3 separate regions of the Homo sapiens genome follow, and regions 1 and 2 are each linked to region 3. A link is a loop called in an ENCODE intact Hi-C map of the cell type or tissue named here. Cell type or tissue: PC-9. All regions are shown on one strand. Region 1 has its middle 82 kb from the start of CDC7. Region 2 overlaps TGFBR3 (transforming growth factor beta receptor 3). Region 3 overlaps LOC102723436 (a long non-coding RNA gene).

Evidence for each region. Peaks named below come from ENCODE experiments on the same cell type or tissue, not always from the same donor. Only the 100,000 strongest peaks of a DNase experiment are listed, where the experiment ranks them.
Region 1: it touches region 3 in a loop (2.2-fold over the local background); 7 of 110 quality-filtered maps call a loop at or near these places.
Region 2: it touches region 3 in a loop (4-fold over the local background); 5 of 110 quality-filtered maps call a loop at or near these places.

What each region holds. Positions count from the first base shown.
Region 1 is chr1:91,581,120-91,585,119 of GRCh38, reverse strand. No RefSeq gene overlaps it. Among named protein-coding and RNA genes, the nearest start is that of CDC7, 82 kb to the right of the region's middle. RefSeq lists an enhancer at 1,726-2,925. In PC-9, no CTCF peak of the experiment used is centred here; a DNase peak (open chromatin) is centred at 2,369; H3K27ac peaks cover 600 bases.
Region 2 is chr1:91,794,332-91,798,331 of GRCh38, reverse strand. TGFBR3 (transforming growth factor beta receptor 3) reads left to right here. Exons shown (of 17, transcript NM_003243.5): 3 at 861-1,045. Among named protein-coding and RNA genes, the nearest start is that of TGFBR3, 90 kb to the left of the region's middle. RefSeq lists a silencer at 1,766-2,060. In PC-9, no CTCF peak of the experiment used is centred here; DNase peaks (open chromatin) are centred at 2,181 and 2,571; H3K4me3 peaks cover 1,631 bases; H3K27ac peaks cover 3,022 bases.
Region 3 is chr1:91,528,241-91,532,240 of GRCh38, reverse strand. All of the region lies in intron 4 of LOC102723436 (a long non-coding RNA gene), which reads left to right. It also overlaps the pseudogene WDR82P2. Among named protein-coding and RNA genes, the nearest start is that of CDC7, 29 kb to the right of the region's middle. In PC-9, CTCF peaks have their summits at 2,000 and 2,204 (motif pointing left); a DNase peak (open chromatin) is centred at 2,160.

The sequences.
Region 1 (4,000 bases), 53 kb before region 3:
TGGTAGATTGTGCTGTTGCCTCTATTTTCACTCATGCCCCAGCCACACCAACGCTTGTAAGAGGGCCAGAAACAGTTTTAAACATAATTTGGCTTCCAGCCTAGAGCCGAATTTATCATCCACTCTTTCCCTGGCATCACACTTGTCCTGCCAACCTCTGGTACCTGGCTCAACTGTAGCCTGAAAGAGTTAACAGCCAATAAGCCAGAACTAACTCTTAGGGGAGGAGCTTTAGAATGCTGACATGATAGTCACCAGATCTGCAAAATGGTATTCAGCAAAGTGTGAGATTGTTAGGAGACCAAATGCTAAACTTAATACATGAGACCTTGACACTAGGTACCAGATAGATCCACTTTCAGGTCCCCTTTTTGCAGAATCCTTAGGAGCAGCATGTCATTTACCCACGCTGCTTTACAAATGCTGCATCTGGAGTCAAGAAGACAATCTGAGGGGTTTGGAGGTTGCCGTCTGCCTGGTGATCAGAATGCTGCCCTTATGTCATATAGCACATCAGAGGGAAGTCATTGGACTGCATCACCTGCATCTCCTGGGAGCTTGTTAGAAATGCTGAATCTTGGGCTCACACTTGACCTGCAGAAACAGAATCTGCACGTTGACAAGATCACCAGGTGATCTGTGTGCACATTACTGTTTGAAGAGCACTGCTATAGAGTTGTACGGCAACAAAACACTTTTACATACATAAAATCCTCCTCTGAGGAAGGCAGAGGAAACTGAGGATTTGAGAAGGTGAGTGATTCTTTCAGGTCACATGGCTGGCGCCAGACATTTCTTAACTCCTACTTATTTGGCGCTCTTTCCACTGAACCACTTTGCCTCCTGCCAACAGTCAGGAGAGAATGACAGTGGCCATGGAGGCTTTCACTGAGCTCTCACCACACGCCACACATTGTTCGGATTAAGTTATTTAATATCACTGGCTCTATGAGGTGGGGGCCTTTATTTTTCTCATTTTTCTATTAGGTAAGTGGTGGAGCACCAGAATCAACTAGTGTATTCCAGACTCCATTTAAGTTGCCCACACTGAAAGTTGAATTTTGAATTTCCCAGTAGTGACTGGGAAGCAGTAAGGAAACAAGGGAATAAACCGGAACCTAGCTGTGTGACACTGGGCATGCCACATCACCCCACGTTACTTATCCAAGAAATGAGGTTGAACTGGATGATCTTTAAGGCAATTTCCAGCACTGACATTTTAGCATTCTAAATATTTCTAAATCCTTTGCTTGATATCTACTGATGGCTTTTCTTCTGAGCATCTTTGATTTAGGATCAGAAACTGTCAGCCAAGGCCAGAGGATGGGGGAAGGAGATTGGAGGCAGAGGCACATTTTACATGAATGGGACAGATGACAAGCCCCGGGACCACATCCTGCACCTGCCTGCCGGCCAGCCACAACCCAGTCTACTGTGTGGCATCGTGGGATAACTCCCAATATGGCTGTCCTGCAGAAGTTTATGAGACTAATTTAACACCACTCTTTGCAGCTGCACCACACCCAGTTCAGCTGGCAAGAGGATGCTTTTAAAGAAGAAAGGTGATCAGGTCTGGAGTGTTTCCCACAAGCCCAACGTCACACAATGAGTTAACTGCCAATGAATCAGAAACATATGGTGCTCAACAAGCTTCTCTCAGATTACGCACTGTTTAATAATCTAGGGAATCGCTATTTGTCAAAACAGTTGTAACTTGTTACCAAATGCAGGACCTCTGAGACCCAGTTTGAAATGTATTGTCAAACACGCCAGAGTCTCCAGGGCCAGATTAATGCATCTTAGCTCCATCCATGGGAGATTATTTTCCGAGTGTACCATTTGGTGATTGTAACTCAGAATGGGGTCTGACGAGAGCTGAGGTTTAAAAGACACCTGAACAATTACGCCTAAGTAAATATAGCTTAAAACAAATCACAAGTAAGCACTACTTTAGTCACAGTGCAAAAGAACACACACTTGCTGCTTCTATTTTCAGAAAATTAATGAACGATTTTAGTTATGGCAAAACAACCCTGCAGAACAAGGGTCAGTTTGCTCTTTAATCAAGAAGCTTTGCCAAATATTTACTAAAATAGGGCAGACTCCTTGTAAAAGTATAAATAGTTTTGTTTCTTATTTAAAATAAAAAGGTCTCTAGCACCTTATATGGTCTGATCCTTTGATAGCACTCAAGTGTTTCTATAGTAGGATTTCCATTGTGGTCTCTGCTAAGGAAAAAAGAAACAAAATTGCAGCACGAGGTCAGAGAAAAATGATGCTTCCCATAAAAATCCAATCGAAACTGCAGAGTAAACTGTGAGGAATGTTGTCTCATAGGATAAAGCATGTGGTGATGCTGTAATCAGACTCAGTAAGGACCAAGATTCCCGTGGCCAACTCATGATTCATCCCTTCACCTTCTTCCTTCCTTCCTGATAGCCCCAGATTCTGTGTCTCTCCCCAGTGTGGTCCAGGGGATAAGCTCCATGCTCAGCTCCAGGGGCAAGTTCTGCTTAAGCCAACCATGGGAGTTCCCTGATTGGTTTAGGAACAGTCATGTGACCCAATTCTGCCCCATGAAAAGTAGGAAGTCTACTGTGGGGAGGTTTTGGGAAACAGTTTCTTGCTCCTAAGAAAGAGGAACAGGAAGAGACAGATCTTCTTACAGGTGTTGCCGTGTTTGGATATGATGCTCCAAAGTGGCAGCCATGTTGCTTTCAGGTGAGGGTAAACCTGACACAGGGTTGGGCAAGGTAAGGAGAATCAGTGAGAGACGGAACACAGCCCTGACACATCACATCTGGAGCCCACCTGCCTTTGGATTTCCCGTTATGTGAAACAATACACTTCCTTATTGCTTAAATCAGTTCGAGTTGGTATTTCCAGTATTTGCTGCCCACAGCATCCAAACAGATCTAATATAGCTTTCAAATTCACATACCACAGACTAGCCAGCCCCCTTTTCCATTGCTGTCCTGAAAACTTTGCCTCACCCATTGTTTTGCCAAAAGTCTTCTGAAAGGGTAAAATTTCCCCAGATACCATAACATAATGCTATAGATTAATCAATATGTCTACATGGTGATCCTCAACTGATTACAACTAATTTCATTGTCATTTCTCAAGACAGGCAAACCAGAGTGGTTTTCTAAAGGGCCCTTTCTATAGTAAAAATAACATTCGGTCAGTCACACATTCATTTCCAGGACTGGTTGAGTGGATCCATCTACCTTCTCTCATGGATACCCCTTGTGACAAAGCTGAGAATGTCAAGACAGCTGATGGGACTCAGGTTAGACAACAGAGGGTCTGAAACAGCAAATCTTACCGGTTCAACCAAGAGCCAAGGGAGTTGACATAAAAAACAGATATATTCTATATTTTGCATTCAGAATGTCTTTTTTTCTTTTTATAACCTTCATCAGAGATTTTTATGTACACACATTCCAAAATGGAACAATGCAGCAAAAAGAGTCAAGGAGAATTCTAAAGCATTCTCTGCCTACATCTGATGAATGAAAGGGTTGGATTTTTCATCTTTATTTATTTGGCCTCAATGTTCAGCTTTCTTGTATCTATGAAGACCTAATTTAGCACACTTCAAATCCCTTGAGGGAGGTAGTTATTGAATGTGCTACCAGCTCTAAGAAGGAGAGCTGGAGGCTTTACTCCATGAGGGCCTCTGGCACTTAGATTACAGATTGGAGGAATGGTGGGTAATTCTCAATCAAAACTGAATCTGAAAATTATTTTTAAGACCACTTAACATGCTATCTATCTTCTTAACAAATTTTAAGTGTACATTACTGTTGACTGTAGGTTGATTAGAGCTTACTCATGTTGCTAAGTGAAACTTTATATCTATTGATTAGTAGCTCTCCATTTCCCCCTCCTCCACTAGTCCCTGGTGACCACTATTCTAGTCATTGATTTTATGAATTTGACTATTTTAGATACTTCATACAAAAGGAACCATGCAGTATTTATCTTTCTGTGTCTG
Region 2 (4,000 bases), 270 kb before region 3:
GGGACAGGAACTTCCCACAGAGATGCCAACGGCAGGCATTTGCTTTGGGAACACCCGTAACATTGAGTGCCTCTAGGTTAGGTGGACAGTGCCTGTGTGGAAGGTGGCATGCAGAGCTTGAGTCCTCAGACTCCGTTCAGGAAGGTTTGTAATTGTCTAGGGTTGGTAAAGAAGTAGAGATGGAGAGGAGTGGATGGATTTAGGATTTAAGGCTTGACTGATTAGAGGAAGAGGGAATGAAGAAGCAGGAACCAAGTATGACCAGCACTCTACTTTTTCTATTTGAGGCTCTGCTCAGATCCTACTTCTTTTGGGAGGATTTTTCTGACCTCTGGCCCAAATTTTGCTGTACAGCTCTGGCCCTGATCGCCTCTACATGTTACATCTTGCTCTGTATTGTTCTTAAGTTTGTTTTGCTTTCCCTAATAAAGGGAAGCTCTGAAAAGATAGGATCTGTATCTTATACTTTTGTTAAGTGCAATTTTAGGTATTTAATATTATTTATGTATAGTATTATTGGGACTTTAAGCAATTTATTTTATCTCTGATTTTCTACCAAGAGGGAAGAAGGAATTAAACACAAATGTTAAATGGGAAGTGTCTTCTACCCAGAGGAATGCATTCATGACTTGTGAGTCCAAAAGGGAATTTAAAAAATCAAATACATACCAAATTATCCAAAAGAAATTTAAGAGATTGGGATTTTAGAAGATAGGCTAGCTTTTTGGCCACTTAGTCTTGGAACAGTTTACCTGGAAAGGCATCTCTGGTGGGTTGGCAGTGGTTTGATCACCCTTGCCCCTTTGGGGCAGAATTAATTGCTGTTTCTGAGTGGCTTGTGTTTGTGATTCCCTTGGCAGGTCCAGAGCCTGGTGCACTGTGTGAACTGTCACCTGTCAGTGCCTCCCATCCTGTCCAGGCCTTGATGGAGAGCTTCACTGTTTTGTCAGGCTGTGCCAGCAGAGGCACAACTGGGCTGCCACAGGAGGTGCATGTCCTGAATCTCCGCACTGCAGGCCAGGGGCCTGGCCAGCTACAGAGAGAGGTAGGTGCAGGTGTCAGCTCTCAGCCCACTGCCACTGAGTCTGCAGAGATGATTTTCTGGACAGAAGTCCTTTTCTTCTCTTCTGGGGTTCAACAAAAGAAGCTCATGTATGAACATAAGAGAACAGATTTAAAATACCAGCTGCTGTCTGGATTGGGCAACTTTAGGATTTCTCTGTCTAGAGATTGGTTGGCTCTCCCCATTTCCTGGCCCTCCGTATTGGAAAAAAACGTTCATAAGAATTTCAACTTTTAGGCCAGGCATGGTGATGGTGCACACCTGTAATCTCAGCACTTTGAGAGGCCAAGGTGGGAGGATCGCATGAGCTCAGGAGTTCAAGACCAGCCTGGGAAACATAGCAAGACCTCATCTCTACTAAAAATAAAACTAAAAAAAAAAAAAATTAGCAGGGTGTGGTAGTTAGCACATGTAGTCCCAGCTACTTGGGAGGCTGAAGCAAGAGGATTGCTTGAGCCTGGGAAATCGAGGCTGGAGTGAGCCGTGATTGCCATTGCACTCCAGCCTGGGAGATAGAGCAGAACCCTGTTTCAAAAATAATAATAATAATTTCATCTTTTAAACATGATTGTGAGAAACCAAATAAGGTACCGTTTTCTCTGTTGTTGTGAAATGTCTTTCCCATTTCCTCCTGTGTCCTCTGTCTTCTTTCTTTACTTTGTCATATGAACTTATTGCTTCTGCAGGATGAGTGAGGGGAAATGGGAACACTCTGGAATAAAGATGGCGGTACTTTGTACTTGCCTGAAAATCCCTGAGCATAGCTCCTTATCACTATCTAGGCAGCTTCCCAAAGGTGGCGGTGACATTAGCGGAGATGGTGATGATAAAGATATATGCTCATAGTTACTCAGCATTTACTCTGCCAAACACTGTTCGAAGCACTCATACAGTAACTCCATGAATCCTACAATTATACTCATTTTACAGGTGACAAAACAGGTGCAGAAAACTTATTTGCGCAAGGTCATCATCTTCAGAGAGAAATGGCGTCCTCTTTCCTGTGGCTCAAAAATGGCCTAGATTGTGGGTGAATGGTCATCATTTAAGAGTACAGATTTCCCAACAAGATAACACAGAGTATTCTGTTTTTAAGCTTCTGTGTGTCAGAAATGTTATCACTCAGGTATTCGCTCTCCAGGGAGAGAGAAACCACAAAAAATCCTGATCATAGTGAAGTATAGGAAAAGTAATGCAGAATGGAATTTATCTTTGAGCTTTCTTCTGGTCAAGAAAGTTAATTTCCAGAGCCACTTGTTTATGTGCCTCAGCCACCCCATCCTTTTGGGGTGGTAGGAAGAGGAGAAGCACGAGATGTTAAGGAAAAGCAAGCTGATTTTAATCTCATGAACGTGTGCAGAGTTGGCTCATTTCAAAGACAGATCATCTAACCTTTCCAGCAACATTGGAAATTATTGTTAATACTCTTGGTTGCTTGCCATTGTTGCTGCAACTCATATTTCAGGTCAGATTTCTTTATCCCAGTAATGTGCCTTTAATTCTGAACTGATGGGGGAGAGTTTGTGGTGAGAGGGAAAGGAGGAGAGGAGGAAATGCAGCTCCTATGAAGCGTTGCTGACTCCAGCAATTCTTTAGCAGCGACAATTACTCATTTTATATATGCTTCTCTCAGAGGAACTCAGAGGGAAAAGAAAGTCCAAGCTGTTACAGAAGCAGCAACAGCAGAAAATTCTTGACGTTAAATTGTGCAGTACTGTTGTTGACTCTGAAAACAAATTCGAGTAAGACTACTGAAACAAGAGAAAAATACCTCGAGGAGTGACAGCAGAGCTCTCCTGCACTTGGTTACTATGTTATTCAAAATGGGATTCATTTTAGGACCTGGCAGTACTGAGGATACATAACATTAGCTGGCATCAGGGACATAGTGTGTTCAGTGAGGAAGAAAAGAAAGAGGGCCTACAAAGGGTAGTCTCAAACTTGTTTAAAAACCTGAACATTATTCTCTTTCGATATTAGTATAGTATATGTATGATTTTGGGCCAGTGATTTGAAGATGTTTCTGAGAATAGACAACAGACGGACCTTTAAGAATTAGATGGTTGTAGTTCAATACTGTTTGAAAACAAGATTTTGGGATAACTGATTTTTGGAGATTCCATCTGGCTCTGCGTTGCTCACATACGGCAGATCTCAGAGTAGTTTGCATATACAAAGTGAGCATAGAGGATAACATCAGAATGAGGGTCAGGACGAGAGAATGAAAGATTGTTTGTGGTTGGTAAGATGGGTGTGTATAAGGATTAAATATCGCTCACTCTTTTGACATATGACTATGGAGAACATTCCCGCAGCTATGCAAACAGTTTTTAAAAATCATTTGAACCACATGACCCAGCAATTCCACTCTTAGGTATATACCCGAGAGAAGTGAAAACACATGTCCACACAAAGACTTGTCTGTGACTGTTCATGGCAGCATTAGTCCAAAAGTGGAAAAACCCAAATTTTCATCTTCTGATGAATGGGTAAATAAAATATGGTATATCCATACAATGGAGTGTTACTGAGCAGTAAAAAGGATGGCATACTGATAGGTGCTACAGCATGGATGAACCTTGAAAATCCACTAAATGAAAAAAGACAGACACAAAGACCACATATCATATGATTCCATGTATGTGAAATGTTCAGGATACAGAAATTTATAGAGACAAAGTAAATTAGTCATTGCTTAGGGCTAGAGGGGAAAGAAGGAAATGGAGGTTGACTGCTAAACGTTACATGTTTTTTTAAAAAAGTGGAGGCCGGGCGAGGTGGCTCACACCTGTAATCCCAACACTTTGGGAGGCCGAGGCAGGTGGATCACCTGAGGTCAGGAGTTTGAGACTAGCCTAGCCAACATGGTGAAACCCCTTCTCTACTAAAAATACAAAAATTAGCTGGCATGGTGGCGGGTGCCTGTAGTCGTAGCTA
Region 3 (4,000 bases):
TTGATAGTGACACTGCACTCCTCAGCCAGAGGGGTACTTAAAAAATTATTTCCAGTTGCAATTATACTTACTGCTTATTAAGGAAAATTTGGAAATTTTAGAAATAATCAGTTTGCCACCCAAATGCTACCACTGTTAATCTTTTGGTGTTAAATGTTCCCCTACACATTTCTGTGCATAGATTTTTGGTGTGTTTACATAGTCGTTATTCTACTGTCTATACAATTTTATGTCCCTTTTGTGCTTAACATACAAACATTTTTTCCATGTTACAGTCTTAAACAGAAAAAAAATTTTGGGATCCAAAAAATGGAAGTGACCCTAGGCCCTTCTTGACTCTGAGAGACTCTGGCTGGAGCCATGTTCTACTTTTTTCCTGGGCCCTTCACAGAGGAGGCCTCATATATGAACATCATTTGCTACCTAAGACCCAGAGCAAAAATTAGCCGGGTGTGGTGGTGCATGCCGTAATCTCAGCCACTTGGGAGGCTGAGGCAGGAGAATCGCTTGAACCTGGGAGGCGGAGGTTGCAGTGAGCCAAGATTGTGCCATCGCACTCCAGCCTGGGTGATAAGAGTGAAACTCTGTCTCAAACAAACAAACAAACAAACAAGCAAGCAAACAAGAAGACCCAGAGCATATCTTGTGAAGTATTCTTGTGTTTAAATCTGAGTATTTTTCTAACTGTTATATTTCAGCCCATTTCTTACAGCTGACTATCTAAATTCATATAGGTTATTCTGTTGCATATTTTTATATCACTATATCTGGTCACCAGGTGGCTGCTCAAAAACATCTATTTTATCTCTTCAAACCTTCTGTGGCCTCCCAAATTCTTGCTCTGCAAGCCATGTTCAACTTCCTACAAAGTTTGACATTAATTCTAAATTCATTCATTGAAAATTCAGGTCAACATAAAACCCACTTAGTGGGCCAGATGCAGTGGCTCATGCCTGTAATCCCAGCACTTTGGAAGGCCGAGGCAGGTGGATCACCTGAGGTCAGAAGTTCGAGACCAGCCTGGCCAACATGGCGAAACCCTGTCTCTACTAAAAATACAAAAATTAGCTGGGCATGGTGTTGGGCACCTGTAATCCCAGCTACTTAGGAGGTTGAGGCAGGAAAATCGCTTGAACCTGGGAGGCAGAGGTTGCAGTGAGCAGAGATGGTGCGCCATTGCACTCCAGCCAGGGTGAAAGAGTGAGACTCGTCTCGAAACGAAAACAAAAACAAAAAGCTACTTAGTGTAACTGCTATCAAAAGCCCACCTGGTTGATTCTGAATATGGATGCTGTCATTGCAAAGGAAGCCTGCTATAGGTCACTGCTACCATTTCTCCTCTTCTGCTTCACTGGCCTCCTCAAAAAACAAACAAAAAAATTTTGCTTCACTGTAGTTATACTGTGTGCATATGTGTATACTATATGTGTGCTCATTTTTCAACAAATAATGATTGAGGCCTGATTCTGTGCCAGGCACTGGAGATGCAATGGTGCATGAAATAGACCTGATTGTTGTTGTCCTGGCACTCACAATCTAGTGGTGTTATAGAATAGAGGACTGATAATGTAGTGCTATAAGTGCCACAATAGGAATGATTGGAAGCTACAAAGTTTGGGGGAGCAAAGGCGTTTTTTACCATAGGGTTGAATGTCTACTTGTCCCAAGCACTATTCTACATGTCAGAAAAAGAGACACTAAGTAAGAGTAAACTGGGATGCCTGTGTGAGGAGGCAACATTTGAGCAGGGTACTACTATATGATGAGCAGGGTACTATACAATGAGCAGGATGGGGTGGAGGAAGGATATGGTATCCTGAACTCAGAAGGAGAGGTAAAATAAGCCTTCCTAATGGCAGTGATGCTGAACTGAGACCTGAAGGATGAAGAGGAGTTAGCTAGGTGAAGGAAGCTGGGGTTTGGTGGAGAAGTGCTCCAGGCAGAGGAAACAGGAAATGCAAAAGCCCAGAAGAGAAGGAATAGAAAATACAAGAAATTCGTGACTAGAAAAGATGAGGGGGGTAATAGGTTATTACTAGTTCTCCCTTTGTCTGGTAAAATTGTTTTACTTATATAAGAGCCAGTTTATTTTGTATACCTTGTTTTCTCTTTTAGTAGCCTTACTGATACACAAGTCCAAACGTGTTTGGGCAGCTTCCTCACCGAACATGGCCAAAGGAACTCCTGCCATCTAATGGACAGAGAGATCATAATTTGCAGAAAATTAGCATTACTACAATGTTAGGCTCACAGTATGTCAAATAACAGCAATTTTCCACTCAATGGTTTAAAAGCCCTTATGTACTAAAACAGGTTAAGGAAGAAATATGTAAGAATATTCTCAGACAATGCTCCCCTGTATGGGGAGATGAAAGGAAACCAGGGAAAGAAAGGAAGGAGGGAAGGTTAACAATTAGGTACTTGTGTCAGCATTGTACTTAGTGAGCATACTCTCATTCCTCCAATCAAGGAGGTAGGCAACATAAACCCCATTTCCAGATGAGGAAACTGCAACTCACAATACAGGGAAAAGCTGGCTTTGGCTGTCTCCTTTATGTTATGCTGCCTCCCATCAGGATTTATTTCTAAATCAACAAATGGTAAGGAGGCATTAAAATGTTGCCCAGTTGTGACATCCATACATTTACATTTAAGACCTCAATGAAAGTGCTTAAGATCCCATTTTGTTCTCAAAAGACATTGGGAAGAATCTCTATTTCACTAAATAATATACAAATCAGCTGGTGCCCAAAGCAGAGAGCCTCCGGTACCACATATATTAGAATGGACATATTTTGAAAGCTAAAAAACTGGAATGCCTTTCTAACAATTTCGTACTACTTCTAGTTGAGAGAGACATTCTTAAAAATGCAATTTGGATGCAGAAACATTGGCATTCTCAGAACACCGAGTTTTTGGAATTGAAGCTGTCTCAGAAAAATCCAGATGAATAGGGTTCCACATGTATGAAGATGAATCACATTAGCAAAGCATAATCAAATGTGTATATTATGCTTTCCCATAGTATTTTATACATACAAGACCTTAAAACATTGATTTTTTAAATTGTTATGGTGCCTGGTACACAGTAGGAGCTAAAAACATGACTATAATAGAGAATTGTAAAATTTTTGCTTACCTACCTCTTATACAAGGTTGTAAAAAGTTGTTAGAGATTAAATGTCCACCAGCTGTTCTGTCTTCACTGAGGTCAAAGCGATGGGAATGGAGCACCAGCAACTTGGAGTGGAGAGAAATTAGAACCAAGATGGATGGGATGGGGGTTGCGGGGCTGAGAAGCCTTAGGACAGATGACCAAGGGAAAAACAGTATAATCCTTTAGATGTTTTAAGAAGACAGGAGCTGTCCTTAGAATGGGATTATCCTGGTGGAGCTTGGAAAACCCCATGGTGTCAGATTCCTGGTCAACTCCCAAGTTTTGACTGAGGACCCGAGTTTCTAAATGCAGCAATGGAAAATGTGGGGGGATATATAATACAGTCTCTACTTTCAAGAAGCTTATAAACTGTGTATAGGGAATCAAGGACATGATCATTTGGACTGATCAATGAAGGCTTTGTAGAGGGAAGTGGGATATACAGATTAGAGGGAAAGGCATTCCAGGTAATGGCAACTACAAAATCCAAAGGCCCCTTTGGGGCCACTCTGAATCTAAAGCATGGCATTAGAATCTTGGCTTCATTTAAATTACATTTTATGGGGAAGTTGGGTGGTCTACTGTTAAGAGATTATGTAAGAGGAATGAGGCATTTCATTTTTCTTACCATTTGGTGTCACTCTCAATCAAATAAATTGTACTAAACTTAGGAAAATAAGCACCCTTGTTAAAAGAGGTTTTGGCTTTTGTCAAGAAAGCAAATTAATTTTTTTAAAGATAAAAGTGATAGTGAGATTCCTTTTTATGAGGAGTACACATGTGGTATGACCATTTACCTATGGAGTTTCAAAATAAAAAATTAAAATGACAGAAAGGACACTC